Regions from separate parts of the Mus musculus genome. Here region 1 is linked to region 2. A link is a contact called in ENCODE Hi-C or POLR2A ChIA-PET data. All regions are on one chromosome and are shown on one strand. The core of a region is the stretch at or near the end of the contact, and the rest is flanking DNA. Distances in the headings are between cores, read along the strand shown. Region 1 holds the start of Smg5 (Smg-5 homolog, nonsense mediated mRNA decay factor (C. elegans)). Region 2 holds the start of Tsacc (TSSK6 activating co-chaperone).

Region 1 (2,700 bases), core at 27-2,526, 39 kb before region 2:
CAGTCAGCGTGGTCTCCACTCTTCATCTTCCCATGACTCAGCTCTGCGATCTACGTTTTACCTACACTCTGTGGACATGAGATCCTAAGGAAGAACTGAGTCACAGGGTGCCTGCACCGATGAACCCAAAGTCCTCCTTCCTAGTCAACAAAATAATTAGCCTTTCTAGTCTTTATTCCAACTCAAGAGTCCACAAAATGTAAGCCATAATGGATTTCATAGTGTATTCAAATCAAACCTATATATGTATATAAAATTTGAAATTTCTTTCTTAAAAGATTTACCTTTAATTTTTGTGCACTGGTGTTTTGCCTACACGTATGTCTGTGCGAGTGTCAGATCCCATAGTTACAGTTAATGAGCTGCTATATGGGTGCTGGGAATCGAACCAGGAACCTCGGGAAGAGCAGCCAGGGATGAGCCATCAATCAAATTCTGTTTTTTGTTTGTTTGTTTTTCGAGACAGGGTTTCTCTGTGTAGCCCTGGCTGTCCTGGAACTCACTCTGTAGACCAGGCTGGCCCAGAACTCAGAGATCCACCTGCCTCTGCCTCTTGAGTGCTGGGATTAAAGGCGTGCGCCACCACGCCCGGCTCAAATCCTTCCTTTTAAGGAAGAAACTGAGGCCCAAGGTCACATAGCGAGAGGGGCAAATGAAGGACATGAACCTGGTTTGGAGGACGTCAGTCAATGGCTGTTTCCAGTAAACCACAGGTGCCCGGTAGGGTTCTGAGCACCAGTCCCTTTCGGGTCTTCTCCACCCGTGACCCCCATCCTCAGCTGCCCCCAATTCCCACCGGCTCTCTCCAACTCCGCAAAGCCCCGCGTCACGCTAGGCTCACCGCGGCAGGGGTTCCTGCACTCGCTTCAAACCTCCCACCCACCCACCCACCCACTGCTTCTCAGCTCCTCCCGGGACGCCCGCCCGCACCCCGCTGCACCCCCGCCCTCGCCCGGCCCGCCCGCCAGCCGCAGGCCCCGCCCCTCGCCGGCCCCGCTTCCCCGCCGCGGCTGCACACACACACCCTGGCCCTCTCACCGGTAAAGCCGCTTGGTGTGGAGGACCTTTGCCTCGGGTTCGCTGCTCTCCCCTGGAGGAGGGCCTTGGCTCATGGTGCCTGGGCCCGAGGGCACCTCCTGGTCACAGGCCCCCGCCACCCACCACTGGCGCCTCCACTGCCGTCTCCAGCTGTACCCGCAGCCGCCACTGCCGCCGGCCCTGCTCGGCCGCCATCGCTGTGAGGCGGCTGCCTGAGATGGCTCCTCCTCCACCTATCAAATCTCGCGATAGCTGCCGCCAAGCCGCGGACCGGCGACCAACCCACCAAGTCTCGCGAAAAATTGCCTTCTCTCTCCGGGAAGTCAACCGAGCTGGTTGTGGGTGGCATGGCTTCTGCTGGGCTTAAGTCCTCGGGGGACACTTTATTGCCACAGATGTAGAGAAACTGAGCGTTCTAGCGCAGGCTCATCCGCCTAGCTCGTCGGCAGCCGAGGCAACCTGCAGCGAGTTCCCACCCTGCTACGTGCAGAGACCCTGTCTCAAGTTTAAAAAGAGCGCGCTGGCGAGATGACTCAGCGGCTAAAGGCGCTTGCGGCCAACCTGAGCCCGACCCCTGGAGCCCGCATGGTATAAGGTGAATTGACTCCAGCAGGTTGGCCTGAACTTCACACGCGAGCTCCGTGTCACGCTCCCTAGCCCCCAAAATAAAATGAATTTAAAAAAATTAAGTTTCCAGGGGAAAAGAAAAGAGACCGTAGAGTGCAAAGCTCGCCATGGGACAGCTAGGTGCTGGAGAAGTGACTACCCACATGGCAGCTCACAACCATCTGAAACTCCAGCTCCAGGGGGTCCGAAACCCTCATACAGACATGTTTAGAGGCAAAACGCCAAAGTGCATAAAATAATAAAACGAATGGGCCAGCTATCATTGAATCAGACATCGTTGCAGAAGAGGGGCAGCGAAAAGATTTTAAGATCCGGAGGTTGTGGAGATCGGCATGCACAAGGTCAAGTCAGCTGCCAAAATCCCAGCGCGCCTGAGGGGTGGCTCCTGAAGTTGCTTGTTTTTTAAAGGAATTCTTCCCGAGAGAGTTATTTATTTATATTTTGTGGGTGCATGCATACAACATACACGTGGCCAGAGAACTTGGGAGAGTCAGTTTTCTTTTAAAAGTGTGGTTCTCTGGGGAATCAGACTCAGGTAGTCAGGCTTGGTGAGCCATCTTGTCAGCCCTATTGTTTTCCTAACTATAAGGCGGATCTTTGGGGTTCTCTCTCTCTCTCTCTCTCCACATTATAATGGCAATGTATATACCACTATGCTCCTGGCTCCAGCCACCAAGTCTCCTTTCTATTCCTCAAACTGCCTCAAGTCTTTTTCCATCTGTTGGCTGCGCTGTTCCTCTACAGGGAACTTCCACTGGGTTTCAGCTTCAGTCACCCTAAAGAGGCTCTCACTACTGAAATTCTACTACTGATTTGGTGTGAACTTTAATGTTGGTTACCTGAACAGCTAGAAACCTTGTCACTTTGTTCTTTTCTGTACATGTGCCTAGACTAGCACTTTTTTTGTTTGTTGGAGTGTGTGTGTGTGTGTGTGTGTGTGTGTGTGTGTGAGAGAGAGAGAGAGAGAGAGAGAGAGAGTCTCTACATAACTCTGGCTGCTGGACCAGCCTGGCTTCAGACTCAGAAATCTGCCTG
Region 2 (2,700 bases), core at 127-2,626:
CGGGAAGAGGAGCCACAGAGTCTCAAAGATTAGTGACCAAGAAAGTCTGCTTGTGAGGCTGGAAAGATGGTTCAGCTTCAATTCCCAGCCCCTCAAGGTGGCTCACAACTGCCTGTAACTCCAATTCCAGGGAATCTTGGTGCCATACACAGACGAAAACAAACAAAATATCAATCACAAGCCAAGGAATCTCACGATAGAACAGGAAAAAGACTAAAGCCTGAGAGCCACCCTGTAGGTAAACTTCTCTCAGGAGACTAGAGCAGAAAATAATGACTTCTTACAAATCTGGCCTGCTGCTTAAAACCTCATGGACTCGTCTACGAGTGTGTAGGAGAGGTAGTGTCACTGAACACCTTTGTCTCTCCTCCCAGTGTGGCCAGACTAAATCTGTTTTTCTCTTTACTATGTTTAACTTTGACCCAGGCTTACTGAGTTATTCTCAATAGCTCAGGTAACTGACAAGGAACTGGTGCTCTTTACTGAGATGAGTGGCGTTCCCTAAAGAGGAAAGAAAACCAGGAAAGGAATTTGGGAGAACTGGCTGGTGGGAAAGATCACATCCAAGATCGGGAACGCCAGGAATGTCATTTCCGAACAAGGGTTGCTGAATGACCGCTACTGAAAAGATGCCACTTCCGATTCGATCTGCCGGTAAAGGCAGCTTTTACTTATCAACTTAACAACTCTACTACAGCCTCCTAAATACTGATGCTAAAGTATCAATCAAGCGAGTTGCCGTTAAGTCACGCCTCTACGGAGGGATGGACCGAGCATAGGAAGCAAGGCCTACCGTTAAGAACCATCATTACTATCTACACGGAAATCATGCTGTAAAGGACACGGGGGCGTGGAGGGTGGCGACTAAAGAACCGAACGCGAATAGGATGAAGCACACGTAAAGACTAGCGACTCCGAGAGCGGAAAGTCATTTTGTCAAAAGAAGGCGACAGGAGAGGCAAGAGAAGAAAAGTGGGGAAGGAGCTTGGTCCAAGGCGAAAAGACCACTGGAAGGCACGAGGGCCGAGTCATGGCGGGACGGAGCTGGGCAACACTGGCCAGCTTGGGGAGAGAGGGGCGGAGAGAGACATCCCTTCCCTGAACTCACTGAGCACGAGCACTGGACGGTGGCCCATCATGGCGGCACGACGCAGAGCCGACTCTCCAGAGCTGGGGGGAATCGGCAGAACCTTCTGGAGAGAAGAGCAGCGAAGAAAACGCTGCCTCCTCAGGAATGACACAGAAACCTGCTAACCTCTGAAGTGCCGCCAATCACCAAACTCATTTTATTGATTGACAAAAACATAGGCCAATCGACAGTATTAGCCCCGCCCTCTACGCAAGAAAGGCAAGGCAAGTTAGATAGAGAGGGCATGATGTAGGGGACTGGGAGACGCAAGCGCTTGCGCACTGGCGTGGCCGCTCCCGGCCGCGTGCGGCCAGAATGTCTGCGCAAGCGCCAAAGCACGGGCAGTTAGCTGGCTCGCTACAGCGCATGAGTACCCACTAGAGGGTGGGTGCTGGGGTGGAGGCTTTGGATTAATGCTGTAGGTAAGATCATGAAGCTCTGTTTTGTCCATCGGTTCTCGTCCGACCGTGAAGGCCAAGGAAGGCATGATAGTTCTCTACTTTTTATTTCAGCCTTAGCGGTAGGGAGGAGTAGAGGAGCCAGAAATACCCGTCGTGGCCCGAGAGATTGAGGCAGTGTAAAAGTGGAAGTTGTCCTACGGGGCGGGGAGGCAACGACTCGGCTCCCCGCCTCCCCGGAGCATGCTGGGAGTTGTGGTTTACTGCTCTAGACGCGCTGGTTTTCTTTTTTAAAGAAAAGGAAGGAAAATTCTTGTTCTTTAGATGTACCTATTTTTTATTTTATGTGTATGGTTGTTTTGCCTGTGCGTATGTAGGTGCACCACTTGTGAGAGGCGATCAAGCGGGAGTCTGATCCTCTGGAACTGGAATTGATTGTGAACCGCCACGTGGGTGCTAGGAAGTAACCCTGTCTGCGGGACCATCTATTGCTCTTAACTGTTGAGCTATCTCTCCTGTCCTAATGTCTTACTTCTTAGAAAAATACGTTGAGTCTAAGGCAAAAAGACATAAAGGAGGATCGCTCACATTTCCCCCGAATATCCTAAGTCGTGTTTCTTGCAGTATTATGAGTCTTCTTCGCCCCCTCCCCCCCAGCCTGGTCACTGGTTAGTGACAAAAGAAACTAGAGTTTTTGTTTTTTTAATTACCGTATTATCTTTACCAGAGTTCTAAGGCTGGCCTAAAACTCGTCGTAAAGACCAGGCTGATCTCAAACTGGAGACAAGCCTCTTGCCAGATCACCCCATATAGGAAAAAGACAAAACAAAACAACAAAAAAAATAAGGCTAGTAATTAAACAGAAGTCTCAAAGAGTCATGACATGTTTGTGATAGATTTAAAGTTCGTATTTGGTATGCTTTGTCTTCTGCAGTGAAAAGGCACTAACAAAAACTGCCGAAGGGAATTGGAGAAAAATTAACAATTTCAGAACAGTTGTTTGTTTGGTGTGGTAGCACACCCCTGTAATAAACTCCAGAGGCTGAGTCAAGAGGATAGCGATTTTCAGTGGCTTCAGTCTCCCTGGACCACATAAGGGAGGCAGCCTGGAGGGAAGGCTCAGTGGGCTTAGAGGGTATATTGCTCTTGCAGAGAACCTCAGCACAATTCCTT

What was found. A loop is a pair of places that touch in the nucleus more often than their neighbours do. ChIA-PET counts read pairs that join two places held with the same protein, here RNA polymerase II (POLR2A).
Region 1: a loop to region 2 is called in a map of left cerebral cortex, with 5 times the contacts of the local background. The contact joins the promoter of Smg5 here to the promoter of Tsacc in region 2. A Hi-C loop is called at or near these places in 8 of 37 maps with a recorded cell type or tissue (CH12.LX, ES-E14, T-helper 17 cell and 2 more). POLR2A ChIA-PET finds 5 or more read pairs at or near these places in 5 of 5 experiments (Patski and embryonic stem cell).

Annotation. Positions count from the first base shown.
Region 1 is chr3:88,334,836-88,337,535 of GRCm38, reverse strand. It overlaps Smg5 (Smg-5 homolog, nonsense mediated mRNA decay factor (C. elegans)), which reads right to left and starts at 1,276. Exons shown (of 22, transcript NM_178246.3): 1 at 1,039-1,276. The coding sequence starts at 1,112.
Region 2 is chr3:88,295,675-88,298,374 of GRCm38, reverse strand. It overlaps Tsacc (TSSK6 activating co-chaperone), which reads left to right and starts at 1,376. Exons shown (of 4, transcript NM_001357024.1): 1 at 1,376-1,551. Cct3 (chaperonin containing Tcp1, subunit 3 (gamma)) reads right to left here and starts at 1,240. Exons shown (of 14, transcript NM_009836.1): 1 at 1,109-1,240. The coding sequence starts at 1,139.